Linked DNA regions of Homo sapiens: region 1 is linked to region 2. A link is a loop called in an ENCODE intact Hi-C map of the cell type or tissue named here. Cell type or tissue: prostate gland. All regions are shown on one strand. Links, peaks and the distances in the headings refer to the core of each region. The heading gives the core; the rest is flanking DNA. Region 1 has its middle 28 kb from the start of LINC01659. Region 2 holds the start of SLC2A11 (solute carrier family 2 member 11).

Region 1 (10,499 bases), core at 5,843-9,842, 450 kb after region 2:
ATAATAAGATGAAGTCTGCTTGCATTTGCAAATTTCAGGTCCAACCAAGTGCTAGTATCCAGAATGTGCCAAGAACTCTCAAAATGCAACAGCATTTTTTGAAAACCCAAATACAAAATAGACAAAAGACACTAATAGGCATTTCACCAAGAGTATATACAGATGTCAAGTAAGCACATGAAAAGATGTTCGCCATTTCCTGGCAAGGTATTGTTATGAACCGAATGTATATATCCCCCAGATTCATGCGTAGAAGCCCTAACCCCGTGTGGCTGAATTTGGAGTAAGAAATAAGGTTGAATGAGGTCATAAATTGGGATCCTGATAAGACAGGATTTGTGTCCTTGTTAGAGGAGACCCCAGGGAGTTGGCTCCCATTCTCTCCACCTACACACACCAAGGAAAGTCCACATGAGGACAGAGTGACAGGGGCCATCTATAAACCAGGAAGGGCCCTTGCCAGGAACTGATGCTGCCACACCTTGATCTGGGACTTCCAACCTGTAGAATGGTGAGAAAACGGTTTAAGGTGCTGAAGTCGCCCAGCCTGTGGTATTTTGTTACGGCAGCCGAAGCAGACTAATACACATGAAGATCATGGTGAGGCAGCATGACACATCCATCAACATGCCTTAAATACAGTGTAGAAACAGCACCACAAGCTGGTGAGGATGGGGAGAAACTGGGCAACTCACACATTGCTGGGTAAATGTAACGTGGTACAGCCACCCTGGAAAAGAGTGTGGCAATTCCCCCTCCCAATACAGCAAATACCACCACCAACAGCAAAACATGCCACTACGGAACAACCTGGCAACTCAGTCCCTGGGCATTTGCCCCAGAGAAATAAACATGTACGGTGTGGCAGAGAATTAATGCAGTTGGTCTGGGATGCTCAGAACCTGCTCATTCCAAGAGAATGTCTGGCCTTGCCTGGCTCCAGGGAGGAAGCCCAGAAACCACTGAAATACTCGCCTGATAAGAGTGTCTTTTCGTAGCTGGGGCTGTGGGCAGTTTATGCTGACGGCCTGATCTATGGTGGGGCCCTGGGCCAGGTGGTGTCCTTCAGGGAGTTGGGCTTCATGAAGTTCTTCGAGTCCTTTTAGGGAGTCGTCCAACTCAAGGATGTCTGGAGGACCTCACCCGACAACACTTATGTTCACACAAAATTCTGGACACGAGTGACCTTAGCAGGCTTGTTCCTCAAAGCCAAAACCTAAGAACAGCTCCTCAGAGGCCTTTCAAGGGCCAAGAGGTTAAGGGCTGGGAGTGGGTGTGGAAATAAAGAGGAGCGTTTGGAGATCCATATTAGAGGAGGAATGAACAGGACTGGGCCACAGGTTGTTTAGGACATAGGGACATACAGGATGAGGAAACTTTCCCAGAGTCCTAGACTAATACACAAATTAACATACACGGGCACAGGCCGGGGGCAGTGGCTCATGCCTGTAATCCCAGCACTTTGGGAGGCCAAGCTGGGAGGATTGCTTGAGCCCAGGAGGTTGAAGCTGCAGTGAGCTATGATCATGCCACTGTACTCCAGCCTGGGTGACAGAGGGAGACCCTGTCTCTAAAGGAATTTAAAAAAAAACACTGGTGCAATTTATTGACAGTCTGGGTCACAGCCAAATAGAAGAAGAAGAAGATTTGGGGGTTGGATTGTTTTTAATATGTAATGTCTGTGAAACAACCAAGCCAGAAAATCAACAGAGCAATTCTATATCTATGTAATTCTGAATGAAGATAAAACCTTGGGCTTATAAGCATGGAGATAATAATTAATGCCTTGGAAATGGATTGCATCACCCAGAGGTTATGTTTTTAAGTGTAGAGATAGAATAATAAGGCCATAACTGAACTGTGTTGCACTGGAGATTGTAAACTGAGGCAGAGGAGTCTCTGCTGGCAAAAGCTGCTGGGGAGGAGCATCCAGAGAGGGAGGAGCACGTTCTGATGTCAGGATCCAGAGAGGAGAGGGTCCTCAGAATCGCAGGTGAGCCCCTCACCCGGACTGCTGCCAGGATGTCCAGGAAGATGGGCAGTGGAAAGTGGCCATTAGGTTTTTCCCACAACAGTTCATCAGTGGCGAGAGAGAGAGGAGTTCTGGGACGATCTGGTGGGAGAGCAAAGAGTGTAGGAGAAATGAAGAGGGAACCTCCAGTGACCACGGTGAAAGGTGCTGTATGTTGACTTCACGGAAATTTAACTCTGAAGGGGCCCAGACACACTGGGCTCTTGAATAAGGTTGGCCAAGTGATGTTAAGGTTTTTTTTTTTTTTTGGCAGAATTTTGCTCTGTCACCCAGGCTGTAGTGCTGTAGCTTGATCATAGCTCATTGCAGCCTCAACCTCTCAGACTCAAGTGATCCTTCTACCTCAGCCATCACCGCTGTCTAGCTCTGGAATCCTTTTCATCTTGTGAAACAGAAACTTTGTGCCTACTGAACAGTATTCCCCATTCCCATCTCACCCCAGGCCCTGGCAACCACCATTCTACTTTCTGTCAATGATTGAGACTCCTCAGCGTATCTCATTTGAGTGGAATCATACTGTGGCTTTCACTCAGCATAATGTCCTTAAGGTTCGTCCATGTAGCAGCATGTGTTAGAATTTCCTGCCTTTCTAAGGCTGAATAACAGTCCATTGTATACATAGACCACATTTTGTGTATCCTTTCATCTGTGGATGAACACTTGGCTTGTTTCCATATTTTAGCTATTGTGAGTAATGCTGCTATGAAGATGGATGTACAGATATCTCTTTGAGAACCTGCTTTCAATTCTTTTGGGTATGTGAAAGGAAAATAAATCTAAGGACCCAAAAATCACTAAGCCAAAGGAAAAGTCAAGCTGGGAACTATGTCAGGCAAACCTGCCTCCCATTTTATTCCTAAATAAGATAGCTACAAAGATTAAAAACAGCGGCTGGGCGTGGTGGCTCACGCCTATAATCCCAGCACTTTGGGAGGCTGGGGTGGGCAGATCGCCTGAGGTCAGGAGTTCAAGACCAGCGTGGCTAACATGATGAAACCTCGTCTCTACTAAAAATACAAAATTAGCCGGGCATGATGGCATGCACCTGTCATTCCAGCTACTCGGGAGACTGAGGCAGGAGAATCACTTGAACCTGGGAGGCGGAGGTTGCAGTGAGCTGAGATCGCGCCATTGCACTCCAACCTGGGCAAAAAGAGTGAAACTCCATCTCAAACAAAACAAAACAGCTACATACCTCCCTCACAATTTGCCTACAAGGGAATTCCTCGTGGGCCTCAAGATCTTTACCCTAAAACAGTTCTGTTGAATTTCACCCTGGCAATATAAACTGATAGATGATCTTCAAATATGTAGGACAGAAAGTCATCCCTCTGCTCACCTGAGACAGATGCATATTGGATTGCTTCCTCTCTCTGCCTATTGTTTATGCAAAAATGCAAATTCACTGAGCCAGACCAAATTGTGTATTCAGTAAAAGGTTGATAAAAGACTCAGAAGAATACAACCGTTTGTCTCTTATCTACCTATGACCTGGAAGACCCTGCCTCTTCAAGTTGTTCCACCTTTCCAGACTGAACCAATGTACATCTTACACATATTGATTGATGTCTCATGTCTCCCTAAAATGTATAAAAGCGAGCTGAGCCCCAACCACCTTGGGCACATGTCATCAGGACCACCTGAAGCTGTGTCACAGGTGTGTCCTTAAACTTGGCAAAATGAACTTTCTATTAATAAACTGAGACCTGTCTCAGATATTTTGGGTTCACAGGTATATACCCAGAAGTGGAGTTGCTGAAGCATACAGCAATTCAATTTTTAATATTGTGAGGAACCATCATACTGTTTTCCACAGCTGCTGTACCATCATACAGCCCCACCAACAATGAAGAAGGGTTCTGACTTCTCCACATCCTCACCAACGCTTGTAATTTCTGTTGTTTTTTTTTAATGGTATTCATCCTAATGGGTGTGGGGTGGTGTCTCATTGCAGTTTTGCTTTGCATTTCCCTAATGATTCATGATGTTGAGCATCCTTTCAAGTGCTTGCTGGCCATTTGTATACCTTTAGAAAAATGTCTAGTTAAGTCCTTTGCTCTTTTTTTTTTTTTTTTTGGAGGGGGTGGACAGAGTCTCACTGTGTCACCCAGGCTGGAGGGCAGTGCTGTGATCTCGGCTCACTTCAGCCTCCGCCTCCTGGGTTCAAGTGATTCTCGTGCCTCAGCCTTCCGAGTAGCTGGGACTACAGTCATGCACCACCATGCCATGCTAATTTTTGTGTTTTTTGTAGAGACGGGGTTTTGCCATGGTGGCCAGGCTGGTCTTGAACTCCTGACCTCAAGTGACCCACCCTCCTCGGCCTCCCAAAGTACTGGGATTATAGATGTGAGCCACAGTGCCTGGCTGCTTTGCTCATTTTTTAAATTGGGTTGGTGGTTTTTTTGTTGTTGAGTTTTAGTAGTTCTCTATATATCCTGTTTATTAATCCTTTATCAGGTATATGATTTTAAAATATTTTCTTCCATTCTGTGTGTGGTCTTTTTACTCTGTTGATAGTGTATTTTGATGCACATAAAAATTTAATTTTCATGAAGTCTAATTTGTCTTTTTATTTTGCTATTAGTGCTTTTGGTGTCATATGCAAGAAATCATTGCCAAATCCAGTGTCATGAAGCTTTTCCTCTATGTTTTCCTCTAGGAGTTTTATTGTTTTAGTCTTACATTTATGTCTTTGTTCCATTTTGAGTTAATTTTTATATATGCTATTAGGTAAAGATCCAGCTTCATTCTTTTGTGTGTGGATGTTCAGTTTTCCCAGCACCAGTTGTCGAAAAGATTGTTCTTTCACCATTAAATGGTCTTGGCACCCTCATCAGAAATCATTTGACTATACATCTGGGCTCTCTATTCTATCAGTCTGTATGTCTATCTTTATGTCAGTACCACACTGTTTAGATTACTGTAGCTTTGTAGTAAGTTTTGAAATCAGAAAATGTGACTTATCCAGCTCTGTTCTTCTTTTTCAAGATTGCTTTAGCTATTCGGGGCCCTTTGATATTTCATATGAATTTAGGATAGGTTTTTCTATTTCTGCAAAAAAGTAATGGTATTTTGGTAGAGATTGCATTACATTTATAGATTGTTTTGGGTATTATTGATATCTTAACAATATAAAGTCTTCCAATCCATGAGCATGGAATATGTTTCCATTTATTTATGTCTAATTTTTCTCACTAATGTTTTGTACTTTTCATTGTACAAGTCTTTCACCTCCTTAGTTAATTCCTACTTTTTTTTTTTTTTTTTGAGATGGAGTTTCACTCTTGTTGCCCAGGCTGGACGGTCCCATGTTTGGAACAGAGTGGGGCCGGGGGCCATTCCAGAAGAGTACCCAGGAGAGAATGGGCTCTGAGCCGGCTGCCCAGCCCCCTCCTGCTGTATGCGGCTCTGTGGAGAGCGCATGGCCTGTTTGAGGGCTTCTCCCCTCCCCTCTCTGCTGCCTGGTCCGCTGGAGCTCTCCCTTCGCCACCATGGGGCTCAGTTAAAGAAAACACTGATCCGAGCAGATGAGGGGAGGAACAGCCCTGCTGGGGACAGAGGTGGGCGTGGGGGCATGTTGTCTCCCCTGATGTGCAGGCGGTGGCTGGGGGAGTGTCGGGCGGGGGGAGTGTGGATGAAAGCCCAGACTCCAGCCTGTGGGTCCCATCTCTAGACTTCCCGACTCCCAGGTTCCCCAAAAGGTCTGTAGTGTCCCGGGCACCCAGGCCCCGATCTCAGATGGAGGGGGCACAGTGTCTCCCACAAGCGGCTCAGCCCAGCCTCAGGGCTCCTCACGCACACCCAGGGCCTCTGGAGTGGGCAACTCCTGCATCCTCTGCTTCCCTCAGCTCAAAACCAGGGCAAGTTCGAAATGCGTGCTCGCCCTTCTTGACCCCTGCTCAGCCGAGCCCCAGGTTGGGGGTGGGTATTGGAGGTGAGGCAGCCTCTGGCCTCATTGGAGGGGGTTGGTGGGCTGAGCAAACTGGCAGAGGATGTGCCCTACAGGGTGGGTGTGAGGTGGGGAGCAACTGAGGCAGATGCCTGTGTGGCCCTGCTGACCTAGCCCAGGCAGGGTGTGACAGGTCTGTCCAGCCCTGAGGGCACAGCTGTCTCCAGTCTCCAGCTCATTCCTGATCCCCAGGGTCACGTGTCCAGAAAACCTGGGCACTCAGATCAGCTGGGCACAGATGGCCTGTCCTGCCTCTGCACCCCCATAACTCCCTGTCAGCGCTGGCCCACACCTAATCAGCCAGCCAGTACCGAGGAGTGGGCCCAGCTTCCAGCGGGGAGGGCGCTGGCCAAGGTGCTGACCAAGCTGGCAGACACAGGAAACCAGCCTGTCCCTCTGCGGGCCTCTGCCTTGCTCCCACTGCACAGACCTGTGGGGAAGTGGAGGCCCAGGCCCCAACCCAGAGCAACTGGGGACAGCTGGGCTTGGTGGCTGGAGAGGGTTCTGATACCAGAAGTCTCCAGGGCAGCCCTGGCTCCCCATTTCCTCCCATGCCCATCCCATGCCCCAGAATGGTCACTTCGGCTGCTCCAGGAGGGGTGGGAGGGGCATTAAACCTATGAGAGAGGGGGTGGGGTCACAATCTTCAGCTGTAGTGGGCCGCTCTGGGTCACTGATAATGGAAGTGACGCCTGCACAGTAAGCACAGAAGTGTCTCAAGGCCTCTCTGCAAGCACAGAGCAGCCCAAGACTGGAGCCTGGTCCACCCCAGTGCTGTCCTCAGACTGATGGCCAGTGCCACATGACTCATCTAGGGTCTGATACATCCCTGTGGCAAGAGCTCAGTTCCTAGTCTGAAGGCTGCTGTGTGCAGGGACCCTGGAGGAAGAATGCTTGTTTGGGGGTCAGGCCTCAGCCTCCCACTGGCTATGTGAGCTTCGCCTGAGGTTCTCCATCTGTGCAATGGATGACGACGTCTTGATGTGGCTCTGGGAGGACCCGTTGAGCCACCGCAAGGGCTGAGATGGTGGCACTTGGCAGCCAGTACCCCCTGGGGAGGTGGCAGTGTGTGCACAGCCCACCCCTTCAGGAGGCCAGGGGGCAGAGTGGCTGGGGGGTGTCTGGGCCCCACCTCACCTTCTGTGCGACTGGGAATGGCATGCACTCCACAATGCCCTGGTAAGCCTAGGCTGGGACAAGGGTGATAGGGATAAAGCAGGCCAAGGTGATGAGGGCTACAGAGTGGCAACCAGAGGTGTGTGGACAGTGCAGCCTCCACACCAGGCAGAGGGCCCGGCCCATCCAGTATGTCTCCGTCCCGCGAAACTGCCTGCCACTGGGCTGAGATGGGAGCACCAGGGCTCTGGTAGGTCCTCACTTCCTCTGGACAAAGCAGGCAGGCCACCAGCCTTGCACCCTGCTCATGTCCCTCAGGGCCACCTCCATGGCCAGGGGCAGGCAGAGAGCACAGGGCTGCCCAGTCACCAGGTCTCTCTGCTTCATGTCAGTGGACCTGGGCTCTAAGGAGGGCCATCAAGGCCTCAGGCTGGCCCACTCCATCCCTGAGTCAGGGTCCTACAGACTGACACCAGGTGGGCCTGCAAGACCCTCATCTGCATGGTCCTCTCATGCAGGGTGGGCCTGGGGAGGACCCAGCCCGGCTGAGCTGACTCCCAGCACTTCTCCAGGTGCAGGGGCAGCCTGGCAGTTGTCTCAAGACCCCGGGATACACTTAGGAGCACATCAGTGAGGCCCGGTGGGTGCCCCGAGCAGAAAGCAGAGAAGGGACACCTGCACCCCTGTGTGCAGGGGTGTCACTGGGTTCTTTGGCCCCATGCCCGTCCCCCCTCCCCCCTGCCCCATGAGAGCTGGCTTGGTAGAGTGGGGGATACTAAGGAGGTGGCCTCCGAGAGCGTCTTCTGGGTTTGGAGTCCCCATTCCGCAGGCGGGAAGAGGTGGGAGACCCCTGAAGGGTTACGGGTAACATCAGGCCTGGATCCCGTCCCTAGGGTGGTGCAGAGAGGGCCACAAAGGCCCAGGAGGGCCCCCAGAACTCTCTTAAGCCTAAGAAACAGTGCAGAGCCTGTTTCTTACTGAAAAATGGGGGCGACCGTGCTCCAGCAAGGGCTTCTGTGCAGGGGGCCGGCGGGGAGGGGTTCATGGGTTTCGTGAGGCCAGGAAGGGAGTGGGTAGGCAGAGGCCATGCCCAGGCCTCCGGACAAAGCCCTTGCCCGCTTGGGGAGCGGGCCAGCTTAGGCCGCCACACTCTCAGGCCTGGGGCCTGGCCCACTGCGGCCCGGGCCGCCATCCCCTCGGCCTCCTGCAGGGGCCGCCGCCTCTTTAGGAATACACCACCTTTGTCTGGGCCCGCGCGGCGCGGGTGCACTGCGCTGGCTGAGCGCCTCCTGCTGCCTGGCCTGCAGCGCGCCCCGGCCCGCTGCGCCGCCCAAGAACCCCCCTCCGCCCCCCTCGCGCCCGCGCTCCCGCCGGCCCGTGCTCCCCAGCCCCAGCCCGGGCCCGCGCCCGCGCCGGCGCCCAGGTGAGCGCCCCGCCCACCGCGAGGCCCAGCCCGGGTCCGCCCCCGGCCCGCCCTGGCCGGCCCAGGGGAACTGGGCGGATTCCTCGAGTGTCAAACCACCTGATTCCATAAGACATTCATCCTCCCGGAGGCCCGCGCCGCCCTCGCCCTGCACGCCTAGCGTTGTCCCGCGGCCAGGCCCGGCCGGAGCGGCGGCGCCTGGATGTGGACCTGGCTGCGGGGAGACGGGCGCCGGCCCCAAAGCGACTTTCGGTCCTCGACGCGCCCCGCCCCACCCCTGCGATGAAGAGGGCGTCTGCTGGAGGTGAGTGTCTGCGGTGCGGGCCTAAGCTGGCAGTCAGGCCCTTGGATGGGGAAACAGGCAAGTTAGGGGGGGCCTAAAAGAGGTGGATGGGGTAGGTGGAGCCGTAGACAGATTCTGGGGAGAGGACTAGCTTCCAGGTCGAATCCCTAGCGAAGCCTTGCCCATCATCCAAGCCCCACACACCACTGACCCCGCCCCCTCCCAGTCCAAGGGCAGCCTGGACCCGCTAGATAAGCCGCTGGACTTGGGGCCGGCGCTGCCCCCCCAAGATGGAGGCTGGCACGTTCAGCAGTGACCTGCAGACCCCACGCCCAGGCAGTGTTGGTGAGGTCGGGGCAGCCACACCTGGGGAGGGACATGGGTTGACCCCCATCTGACCTCAGTCTGACAGTGGTCTACATCCCCAGAGAGTGCCCTGTCGGTGCAGAGGACCAGCCTCCGCCACCCCCCGACGCCTGCCATGTACAAGTTTAGGCCGGCTCACGGGTCCTAAGGCACCTTCTGTGGATGAGGCGAGCAGGTAAAGAGGCGTGGCCTGCCCCCCACTCCTCCCCCGCCTTGCCCCCTGCCCCCTGCACGCCCAAGCCCTGTCCCCCCAGGCCTGCCTCCAGGAGCTCTCCCCACAGCTTTCACCCCGTGAAGGGCCCCCCCTGAGCCCTGCCTCTCCAGCAGAGGCCACATCCCCTGAGGCCACACCCCTCAGGGCTCTGCCTGGGTCACCAAGGGCCTTGTGTGACTGGTAGGACCCTGCCTGTGTGCACCCAGAGCTGGGACCCACGGAGAGGAGCAGGGTGTCCTGGAAGGGGCTGGCACGGGACGTCCAGGCTTGGCATCTGTCCCTTGGCCAGCGTTGTCCTAGGCCAGGTGGGCGGCTGGCTCCAGGAGCACTGGGTACCAGGATGCGTGGAATTCCACCATTAGTCACTCTGTAAGGCCTATGGGAAGACTTTGGAAGAATTTGAGACCTGCTGGAGAAAGCACATTTTTCTTCCCTGAGTTGCATGAGTGCTCTGTGGTCACTGGAATGGTGAGCAGCGCAGGGCGGTCTTTGCAGTGATCAGGAATGCTGAACAGCCCCAGGGCGCCGTCCCTCCTTCTGGGCCACCCGGAGAGGCAGGCCTGTGGCTGGGCCCGTGCACCCAGACCAGCCCCATCCCTGGGGACCTCTCCCCTCAGGATTGATGTCCTTCCTGGAGAGAGTCACATGGTGGAGCAGTGAGTCTAGGCTCCTTGTCAAGGGTCTGAGTCTGCAGGCATGCAGGGGCCATGCCTCTCAGGAGGCGGTAGCCCTGCTTGGAGATGAGGGCTCCGGGTATGTCATCTTCCTGGGACTCCTGGGTCCAGTGGGGGATTGGGTCTGGTTGGCCAAGTGCATTGAGCCTACATTGGCCCTGATCGCCTTCTGGCTTTGTGGTTCCTGAGGCTCTTGTCCCTAGCCCAAGCCCAAGCCCATGCCCACGTGCCCATCAAAGAGGCTAGACGAGGCCCCTCCTCCCTGTGGTTGCCCTGAGTGGTAGGCCCCTGGGACTGCGTAGCTCAAAAGGCTGAGCCCTGGGTGTCTGCAGTAGCCAGCTGTGGCCTCCCTCCCGCTGCAGAGCCCCTGCCCCTCAGCCATGGATGCTCAGGGACAGGGCCATGGGTCACTATGTGGCTCTTAACGGCTCCTTGAGGCCCA
Region 2 (11,200 bases), core at 6,366-10,365:
TGGGAAACAGTCTCGGGAGGGGGCGAGCAGTCAGGATTGCAGCGCTCGGAGGGCTTACTGCCTCTGAGGTCAGGGCTGATCGGCAGAGGATTTAGCATCTCTGGGGGCTGGGATGCCAGGGTCCAGCAACCTTGCTCTGGCCCACAGGCCGACCCTGGGCGTAAACACCTGCCTATGCACATCTGAGCCTAGCACCTAACGCCACTGTACATACAAGCACGATATTTTTGAACATTTGACGACTTAGTTAAGCCTCCCAGGTGGCTGCACCTGCGCAGTTCACTCAGGTCCGCAATCCCTCATCTGAAACGCCTGGTCTGGGCAAGTATGAGAATTCATACCATTCTAGATCGCAGGAGGGCGTGGAGCATTCGAAAGAGGGGCCTGAGCGGAGGTCTTGCTGTCCCAGGGAGACCCCGGCTGCCATTAGCAAGCGGTGAGCCGGCAGCCTGTGCGCGGAGGGAAGGGCAGCGCGCAGCGCCCAGTGGTGAAAGAGGCGCTAGCGCACGCGCAGTGAGCGTTTGAGAGGAGCAAACCCGTCGAGACGAAGCTGTAGCGCAAGCGCAGTGGGTATTGAGAGCGGCCGCACCAGCTGAGGGTTCGCGCAACGCTAAACGATGGCCGGGACTAAGGCCTGAGACTCAAGCTCAGGCGCAGTGAAGCGCAGAGCCGCTAGAGTGTCGCGGAGGGCGCCTGAGGCGCATGCGCGGACTCAGCGTTTTTAAGAAGGGCTGGGGGTGCTGGGGAGTTCGCCCCAGCGTGTTGGGGGGGAGTCGCCGCCGCGGGGGGGGGGTTTGGGGTCACCGCCGCGGGGTTTGTCGCCGCCGCTGGGAGCTCACCTGCGTCCGAGGCCGTAAGGACGGCTCCAGTTCATCCTCCATCCGCCTCTGCCGCAGCACTGAGGCTGAAAAGCCGCTCACTCCTTACTCGGCTAAGCCCCAAGCTCATCTCTGCAGGCCGGAAGGGAGCTCTGGTCCAAGGTCATCTCGGCCAAGCCCCTGCATTCGCCCTCGCAAGTGCCAGCAAGCGACTCTGGTCGCCGCGCTCCCAAGTCCTCCCCCGAAATTCCGGCTCTGGCCCCTCGTCCCCCTCCTTTGCTACAGTCTCTGGACTAAATGTCTGCGGGTCTCTGTCTCTCGCTGGTCTGACCTCAGCCGCAACCCTGCGCGATTCCCTGCGCCGGTCGCCACTGCCGGCCGCCAGAACCTCGGAGGCCACTGCCCCTGGGCGTTCTCCGGAGGGCCAAGCCCTTGGTTGTGCACATCTATGCACGCCCCACCTACACCCCCCCCCCCCCACACACACACACTTTGGTTCAGGTATCCCCGACCTTTCCCCAGAGGACGGGAAAATTAGGAAAGACCGAAAGATAGACCCACCAGTCTTCGGAGCGCTCTCATCTGTGCGTCCTGGGCAGAGCGAGAGACTTGGCGGAATGCGGGTAGGAGAACCGGTCTCGGGTTGCCGCCAGGGGATCCATTGCGTGAGAGGCAGGTCCGACTTATGCTGGGGGCACTTGGAGTTGAGGAACCACAGAGTCCACTGAACCGGATTAATCTTTTATCCCTCAGGGCTTCTCAGGCCCTGCATGGAGGAATCCAGGAGCTGGACAAAGACCAACTGAAACTAGACTTGCCAAAGATGCTATTTGTGGTCACAGAAACATAGAGCTGGACATGACCTTAAGAAGTCACCTGAGCAGACACTGTGATGGGCACTGTAGTAGCTCTATTGCTCAGACTTGGTTTTTGTTTGACTTTTGCTGCTCTGAACTTTAATTCCTAAAAACACTGCATTTTTAAGGAAAAACACAAAATATTAGCAGTTATAATAAATAGGTATTTTATTGCATGCTTTTCGTGCATCTATTAAGATGATCATATGGGTATTCTCCTTTAATCTGTTAATGAGATCAGTTACATCAATAAACTTTCTAATGGTAAACCATTCTTGAATTCTTGGGGTAGACGCAACTTGGTCATAATATTATTGTTATTAATACATTGTTAGTTTCAACTGCTGATATTTTATTTTGATAGGTTAATTTTTTTCTTTTTTTTTTTTAATTTATTTATTTTTTTTTTATTGATCATTCTTGGGTGTTTCTCGCAGAGGGGGATTTGGCAGGGTCATAGGACAATAGTGGAGGGAAGGTCAGCAGATAAACAAGTGAACAAAGGTCTCTGGTTTTCCTAGGCAGAGGACCCTGCGGCCTTGGCCTTCCGCAGTGTTTGTGTCCCTGGGTACTTAAGATTAGGGAGTGGTGATGACTCTTAACGAGCATGCTGCCTTCAAGCATCTGTTTAACAAAGCACATCTTGCACCGCCCTTAATCCATTTAACCCTGAGTGGACACAGCACATGTTTCAGAGAGCACAGGGTTGGGGATAAGGTCACAGATCAACAGGATCCCAAGGCAGAAGAATTTTTCTTAGTACAGAACAAAATGAAAAGTCTCCCATGTCTACTTCTATCCACAGAGACCCGGCAACCATCCGATTTCTCAATTTTTTCCCCACCCTTCCCGCCTTTCTATTCCACAAAACCGCCATTGTCATCATGGCCCATCCCCAATGAGCCGCTGGGCACACCTCCCAGACGGGGTCGTGGCCGGGCAGAGGGGCTCCTCACTTCCCAGTAGGGGCGGCCGGGCAGAAGCGCCCCTCACCTCCCGGATGGGGCGGCTGGCCGGGCGGGGGGCTGACCCCCCCACCACCCTCCCGGACGGGGCGGCTGGCCAGGCAGAGGGGCTCCTCACTTCCCAGTAGGGACGGCCGGGCAGAGGCGCCCCTCACCTCCTGGATAGGGCGGCTGGCTGGGCGGGGGGCTGTCCCCCCCACCTCCCTCCCGGACGGGGCGGCTGGCCGGGCAGAGGGGTCCTCACTTCCCAGTAGGGGCGGCCGGGCAGAGGCGCCCCTCACCTCCCGGACGGGGCGGCCGGCCGGAAGGGGGGCTGACCCCCCCCACCTCCCTCCCGGACGGGGCGGCTGGCCGACCCCCCCCCCCCCACCCCGCCTCCCTCCCGGACGGGGCGGCTGGCCGGGCAGAGGGGCTCCTCACTTTCCAGTAGGGGCGGCCGGGCAGAGGCGCCCCTCACCTCCCGGACGGGGCGACTGGCCAGGCGGGGGGCTGATCCCCCCACCTCCCTCCCGGACGGGGCGGCTGGCCAGGCGGGGGGCTGACCCCCCCCACCTCCCTCCCGGACGGGGCGGCTGGCCGGGCAGGGGGCTGACCCCCCCTCCCCCCTCCCGGACGGGGCGGCTGGCCGGGCAGGGGGCTGACCCCCCCACCTCCCTCCCGGATGGGGCGGCTGGCCAGGTGGGGGGATGACCCCCCCACCTCCCTCCCGGGCGGGGCGGCTGGCCGGGCAGAGGGGCTCCTCACTTCCCAGTAGGGGCGGCCGGGCAGAGGCGCCCCTCACCTCCCGGATGGGGCGGCTGGCCAGGCGGGGGGCTGATCCCCCCACCTCCCTCCCAGACGGGGCGGCTGGCCGGGCGGGGGGCTGACCCCCCACCTCCCTCCCGGACTGGGCGGCTGGCCGGGCGGGGGGCTGACCCCCCCACCTCCCTCCTGGACGGGGCGTCTGGCCGGGCAGAGGGGCTCCTCACTTCCCAGTAGGGGCGGCCGGGCAGAGGAGCCCCTCACCTCCAGGACGGGGCGGCTGGCCGGGCGGGGGGCTGACCCCCCCCACCTCCCTCCCGGACGGGGTGGCTGCTGGGCGGAGACGCTCCTCACTTCCCAGACGGGGTGGTTGCCGGACGGAGGGGCTCCTCACTTCTCAGACGGGGCGGTTGCCAGGCAGAGGGTTTCCTCACTTCTCAGACGGAGCAGCCGGGCAGAGACGCTCCCCACCTCCCAGACAGGGCTGCGGCCCAGCAGAGGCGCTCCTCACATCCCAGACAGGGCGGCGGGGCAGAGGTGCTCCCCACATCTCAGACGATGGGCGGCCGGGCAGAGACGCTCCTCACTTCCTAGATGGGATGGCGGCGGGGAAGAGGCGCTCCTCGCTTCCCAGATGGGATGGCGGCCGGGCAGAGACGCTCCTCACTTTCCAGACTGGGCAGCCAGGCAGAGGGGCTCCTCACATCCCAGACGATGGGTGGCCAAGCAGAGACGCTCCTCACTTCCCATACGGGGTGGCGGCCGGGCAGAGGCTGCAATCTCGGCTCTCCGGGAGGCCAAGGCAGGCGGCTGGGAGGTGGTTGCAGCGAGCCGAGATCACGCCACTGCACTCCAGCCTGGGCACCATTGAGCACTGAGTGAACGAGACTCCATCTGCAATCCCGGCACCTCGGGAGGCCGAGGCTGGCGGATCACTCGCGGCTAGGAGCTGGAGACCAGCCCGGCCAACACAGCGAAACCCCGTCTCCACCAAAAAAAAAACGAAAACCAGTCAGGCGTGGCGGTGCGCGCCTGCAATCGCAGGCACTCGGCAGGCTGAGGCAGGAGAATCAGGCAGGGAGGTTGCAGTGAGCCGAGATGGCAGCAGTACCGTCCAGCCTTGGCTCGGCATCAGAGGGAGACCGTGGAGGGAGAGGGAGAGGGAGAGGGAGAGGGAGGGGGAGGGGGAGGGAGAGGGAGAGGGAGAGGGAGAGGGAGAGGGAGAGCAGGTTAATTTTTTTTCAAAACAACCATTGCCTTTTCCCCCTTAAGAAATAAGTGGGAAGTGGCCGGGTGCGGTGGCTCACGCCTGTAATCCCAGCACTTTGGGAGGCCGAGGCAGGCAGATCACGAGGTCAGGAGATCGAGACCATCCTGGCTAACACGGTGAAACCCTGTCTCTATTAAAAATACAAAAAATTAGCCGGGCGTGGCGGCACGCTCCTGTAGTCCCAGCTACTCGGGAGGCTGAGGCGAGAGAATGGCGTGAACCCGGGAGGCGGAGCTTGCAGTGAGCCAAGGTCGTGCCACTGCACTCCCGTCTGGGCGACAGAGAGACTCCGTCTCAAAAAATAATAATAATAAATAAGTGGGAAGTGACGGGCTAATAAATGGCGCTAGGACAGTTGATGATATGGGGAAAAAGTGTGGACCTCTGTCTCACTTCATATACAAAAGTCATTCCAGGTACACACAAACCTAATGCAAAAACCTAACTTCAAACATTTTAGGCTGGACGCAGTAGCTCCCACCTGTAATCCCAGCACTTTGGGAGACTGAGGCAGGAGGATCACTTGAGCGCATAAGTTCAAGACCAGCCTGGGCAACATGGGCAGACCCCCATCTCTATAAAAAAAAATGTAAAGGCCGGGCGAGGTGGCTAATGCCTGTAATCCGAGCACTTTGGGAGGCCAAGGCAGGTGGATCACCTGAGGTCAGGAGTTCCAGACCAGCCTGGCCAACATGGCGAAACCCCGTCTCTACTAAAAATACAAAAATTAGCTGGGTGTGGTGGCGGGCACCTGTAATCCCAGCTACTCAGGAGGCTGAGGCAGGAGAGTCACCTGAACCCAGGAGACAGAGGTTGCAGTGAGCCAAGATTGCGCCACTGTACTCCAGCCTAGATGACAGAGTGAAACTCCATCTCAAAAAATAAAAATAAAAAGGAAATATATAATACTTTTATAACCCCGGGTTAAACAAGGATAAACCACGCAGATTTCTTATGAGGATTTAACCTTATTAAAATTAAAAATCTGTGTGTTAAAAGACACCATTAATGGGCCAGGCACAGTGGTTTACGCCTGTAATCCAAGTACCTTGGGAGGCCACGGTGGGTGGATTGCTTGAGCCCAGGAGTTTGAGAACAGCCCGGGCAGCATGGCAAAACCCCGTCTCTACAAAAATTACAAAAAATTAGCCGGGCATGATGGCTTGAGCCTGTGGTCCCAGCTACCCAGGAGACTGAGGCTCAGGGAGGATTACCTGAGCCAGGGAAGTTGAGGCTGCAGTAATCGGTGATCACAGCACTGCACTCCAACTGGGGCAACAGAGTAAGACCCTGTCTCAAATAAACAAACAAAAGACGCCATGAAAAGGTGAAACCTGGCCAGGTGTGGTGGCTCCAGCCTGCGATCCTAGCACTTTGGGAGGCCGAAGTGGGAGGATCACTTGAGTTCAAGAGTTCGAGACCAGCCCTGACAACATAGTGAGACCACATCTCGATTTTTTAAATAAAAAAATACGCATTTTTTAAAAAGTTGAAACCTAAAGCTACCAAGTAGAAGAAGGTAACTACAACATATGACCAACACAGTATTAGTATTCAGAATGTATATAGAATACCCACATACCAATAAGGAAAAGAAAATGGGCAAACAGGCTTGACACGGTGGCTCATGCCTATAATCTCAGCACTTGGGAGGCCAAGGCGGGGCAGATCGCTTGATCTCAGGAGTTCGAGACCAGCCTGGGAAACATGGTAAAACCCCGTCTCTACCAAAAATACAAAAAATTAAACCCCATCTCTACCAAAAAATACAAAAAATTAGCTTGGCATGGTGGTTTGGCCTGTAGTCCCAGCTACTCAGGAGGCTGAGGCATGAGGATCACTTGAGCCCAGGAGGCAGAACTTGCAGTGAGCCGAGATCGTGCCACTACACTCCAACCTGGGCGACAGAGTGAAACTCCGTCTCAAAAAAAAAAAAGATATGAACAAGGAATTTACAGAAGAGGAAACTGAAATGACCAAAAAACCTAATTAAAAGATAGCTACATTAGTAATCAGGAAATGCAAATTAAATCCACATCAGCATATTGGTTCCCACTCAACAGACTAACAGCTTAATTCTGGCAATACCAAGTGGTGGTGTTGATCAGCTGGAACACCCACGTACTATTGATGAAAATATCAGTTGGAACTAGGTGTGGTGGCTCATGCCTGTAATCCCACCACTTTAGGAGGCCAAAATAGGAGGATCATTTGAGGCTGAAGTTTCAAACCAGCCTAGGCAATGTGGTGAGACCCTGTCTCTATAATTTATTTTTTTTAATTAGCTGGGCACAGTGGCACACCACACAGCTGTGGTCCCAGTTACTTAGGAGGTTGAGGTGGGAAAAAAAGCTTGAGCCCAGGAGGTCAAGGCTGCAGTGAGCCATGTTCACACCACTGCACTCCAGCCTGAGTGACAGACTAAGACCCTATCTCAAAAAAAGGAAGGAAGGAATGAAGGAAGGAAGGAAGGAAAAATGTAAATCAGTGCAATGACTCTGGAGAGCAATTTGGGCAGATGAAGGAAGTTGAAGTTCACATACCTCTCCCACCCAGCAATTCCACTCCTGGGTTTACCTTGGAGAAACTCTTAATCCCATGCTCAGGAACTGTTCACAAATGCAGCATCTTTTGTACCATAGGAAAATTGGAAACTATCCAAATGTCAATCATGCAAAAAAAGGAGATATAAGCTGTAGAATACCATAGAATACCATGCATCAGTGAAAATCAGTGGACTAGACTAGAGGAACGGTATCAACATGTGTGAATCACAACGCTGCATGAACAAAGTTGCAGAAAGATGCCTACACTATTATGCCTGTATATTGTTTGGAAATATACAAAACCGTACCTAATGTGTGTAGGAATATATATGTCTACATAGTAAAAGCCTGGGGGCGAGCCTGGGGATAAGTCCCAAATTTAGAACTGGGTTTAACCTTGAATCCAAGACCCTGCCAGACTGGATCCTGACCTGGCCACCATTAACAATACCTGGCTGCCCCTTGATTCTCCTTGAAATGCCTCTTGGATGCCCTAAAGCCACCCCCATCTCGTTGGAGACAGGTCCCCATGTGTGGGCTCCCCAGACATTAATTATTATCCTTTGGCCAGGAAGCTCTAGGTTTCGCCTCAGCAAACATTGACTGGGAGTTTAACCTTGGGCATGTGAAAGTCATATCTGTATTTGTAGCAGCCTGGTGCTCACATCCGTCCTGTGCAGTGCTAGGTGCAACCACCCATATGTGGATGTCAGCCTCATTTACGAGGGGAGTCCCTGAGGCTCTGTGAGGCCAAGCCGGTGCCCGCACCAGCCCTACAGCCCGGCTGGCAGAGCTGGTCTTCCTCACATTGCCAAGGGAGGAGCGCAGCTCAAACTAAAAACAATCAATACAGGCCGGGCGCGGTGGCTCCTGCCTGTTATCGCAGCACTGCGGAAGGCTGAGGCAGGCGGATCAACTGAGGTCTGCCTGGTGAAACCTCATCTCTACCAAAAATACAAAGATTAGCCGGGTGTGTGGTGGGCGCCTGTAATCTTAGCTACTGGGGAGGCTGAGGCAGGAGGCTTGCTTGAGCCGGGGAGGCAGAGGTTGCAGTGAGCCAAGATCGTGCCACTGAACTCCAGCGTGAGCGACAGAGCGAAACTCCGTCTCAAAAATAAATAAATAAATATTTAAAAATAAATAAATAAAAACAATCAATCCAGCGAAGCCCGCTGGTGATACTGACTCCCACCCGGCCCGTACCCCACCCGGGAGCCCACCGGCTCTTCCAGCGGGGTGCCTCCGTGTCCCTGAACTGTCTTAGAAAATGCCTGTTACCTGGGCCTAGGGAGGCAGGGCCCAGCGTTGGGGACATCCCAGGGATTCCGTCTCCTGGTGGAGACTTTCCCAGCCCTCGGGGAATGAATGGGCTCACCGCGCCCGGGTCCCGCCCCCGTTCAGCTTCTTCCCCGCAGGCTTTTCGGGATTTCCCCGACGCCGCCCAGACCGGCTCCGGCCGCGAGGGGGCGACAGAGCCCGGGCTCTGCGGAACCCAGCACCAGCGATTGCCGCCGACTCGCGAAGGTTCAGTGGTGGCGGTGACACAAAGGAGGCCTGCGCCCAGGCGCCGCTGGGTAGGGGGCACTTCATCTGGGGAGGCTCCCCTTTCTGCCTTGCCCTCCCTGCCCCTCAGCTCTTGGGCGCTCCAGTCCTGGCCGTTGTACCGAGTTGCAGCCTCCTGCCCTGCGCCACCCGCCCCGGTGCGATTTCACTTGCCCTGTCCTCACATCCAGCCGCGCGGGGCCGGGTGGGCCAGGACCCTGGGGAGCTGAGAAGCCTGACGCCAGTCCCATCCGGCCTCGGCCCGCCTGCGTGGCTCTCCTCTCTGCTCCATGCGGGGTGGGACAGGTGCCTCCTACCTGGAGCCAAGGCTCAGGCAGCAGCAGGCCCGGTCCATCCCTGGGGATGAGTGAGGGGTGCAGGGCACGGCTGACTGCGGGGACCTAGCGTTCCTGAGCACCTCACTGCTAGTGGGCTGAGCAGCTCTAGGCCAGCCTGTTGGCCTCTCTGAGCCTCGGTTTCCTCATCTGTCAGTGGGCTTGAGAGCGCTGTAGCACGGAGGACTGTAACACGGTTCAAGGCTACCCAGAGGCCATTCCTCCCTGCAGCCTTTCCTATTGCCCCCACGTGGGTGGGCATCTCTGTCCTACACCAGGGGCCTCCTGCGGGGGAGAGGGAGGAGGTCAGGAGGCCTGATGATCACTGAAGCCTCTGCCCCCGGGGTTCAAGCGATTCTCCTGCCTCAGCCTCCCGACTTGCTGGGATTACAGGCGTGAGCCAACATGCCCGGCTAATTTTTGTATTTTTAGTAGAGACGAGGTTTCACCATGTTGGCCAGGCTAGTCTCGAACTCCTGACCTCAGGTTATCTGCCCACCTTGGCCTCCCAAAGCACTGCGATTACACGCGAGAGCCACCGCGCCCAGCCAACACAGGGCCTTTTTTGATCCCGCAGTTGTCCCAGACAGACCCTAACCTCAGATGGGTGCACTGGGGGGCTGCAGCCTAGCTGGACAACCTCACTCAAGGTTGGCGACAGGGTGCAGGGGTGCAGACAGGCAGGTCCTGCAAACTACCCAAAGGCCTGCTTCTTCCTCCTCAGAGCTGGCATCCACTCCGGTTCTGGGTCTCATTTCCAGCGTAATGGCTCAAAGACAAAGAAAGAAAGAAAACAAGCCCCAACCCCACAACCAGCTGAGGCGGCCCCTCCTGGCCACCCTTTGATGTTTGAGGACTGAACAATGGGGCTGATTGCAGATGAGAGATTTGAAGCCATCTTAATTAGAAGGAAAGAATGTCCTCGTGGTCGGCTGTTCTAAAAATACAGCTGTGCCCACATCTGGAGGGAAAGGGTGGGGGCCTGGGAGGTGGGGACGGTGGTTAGGCCAGAGTCTGAAGCACTGATGCCTGCATTCCTTGGGGCGGAGGGGGCCTCTAAGCAGGGCCTCTTGGAAGGGGGTGGGGAGATGCCACAGCAGCCAGTCCGCTGTGGCTGGACCACCTTCTGCAGGTTTGGGATGCGCAAGCAGTGGGACAGGTGTGCCTTCCTGCGTCTGCCCTCACCAAGGAAGCCCTCCCCGTGCCGCAGCCTCGGTTTTCTCTTCTCTCCAACGGGGCAACCAAATTGGTCATTTGTTTGCATTTCAAATACTCACTTTGCGACCTAATCTTGCATTTGTTTTGCATTTTTTTTTTTTTTTGAGACAGAGTTTCACTCTTGTTGCCCAGGCTGGAGTGCAATGGCACGATCTCAGCTCACTGCAACCTCCGCCACCTGTGTTCAAGCAATTCTCCCGCCTCAGCCTCCCGAGTAGCTGGGATTATTACAGGAGCCTGCCACCACACCCCACTAATTTTCGTAATTTTTGTATTTTTAGTACAGATAGGGTTTCGCCGTGTTGGCCAGGCTGGTCTTGAACTACTGACCTCAGGTGATCCGCCCACCTCGGCCTCCCAAAGTGTTGGGATTACAGGCATGAGCCACCGCGCCCGGCTGTTTTGCATTCATTTTCTTAAAGAGGCCCCCCAGTCTCATGAAAGTGAAGGGCATTGGAGGGCTGGGTGAGTGTTTGGAGGAGGACGTGGAGGCAGGGGCCCTGGTGGTGTCACTGTGAAAGGATGGGTCACCTGGGTTGTCATCTCAGCCCACCGTTAGGAGCCTCCCATCCCAGCGGCTGGACAATCACCTGGCACGGGGAGCATGCCCCTCACTCATGGGAGCAGGGCCTGGCTGCTTGGTGGGGCTATCAGTGGATGCAAGCCAGTGGAGGTGGGGTGAACCAAGGCCTTTCTTTCTTTTTTTTTTTTTGAGACGGAGTTTCGCTCTTGTTGTCCAGGCTGGAGTCCAGTGGCACGATCTCAGCTCACCGCAACCTCCGCCTCCCGTGTTCAAGCGATTCTCCTGCCTCAGCCCCCCAAAGAGTTGGAACTACAGGCATGCACCACCATGCCCAGCTAATTTTGTATTTTTAGTAGAGACGGGTTTCTCCATGTTAGTCAGGTTG

What was found. A loop is a pair of places that touch in the nucleus more often than their neighbours do. Peaks named below come from ENCODE experiments on the same cell type or tissue, not always from the same donor. Only the 100,000 strongest peaks of a DNase experiment are listed, where the experiment ranks them.
Region 1: it touches region 2 in a loop (5-fold over the local background); 5 of 110 quality-filtered maps call a loop at or near these places.

Annotation. Positions count from the first base shown.
Region 1 is chr22:23,400,686-23,411,184 of GRCh38, reverse strand. It overlaps the pseudogene ZDHHC8BP. Among named protein-coding and RNA genes, the nearest start is that of LINC01659, 28 kb to the left of the region's middle. In prostate gland, for the core only: a CTCF peak has its summit at 8,309 (motif pointing right); DNase peaks (open chromatin) are centred at 6,326 and 8,494; H3K4me3 peaks cover 1,311 bases; H3K27ac peaks cover 1,710 bases.
Region 2 is chr22:23,847,171-23,858,370 of GRCh38, reverse strand. It overlaps SLC2A11 (solute carrier family 2 member 11), which reads right to left and starts at 496. Exons shown (of 12, transcript NM_001024939.4): 1 at 342-496. The coding sequence starts at 371. RefSeq lists enhancers at 8,324-9,079, 9,080-9,835, 9,836-10,593. In prostate gland, for the core only: a CTCF peak has its summit at 8,658 (motif pointing right); a DNase peak (open chromatin) is centred at 8,660.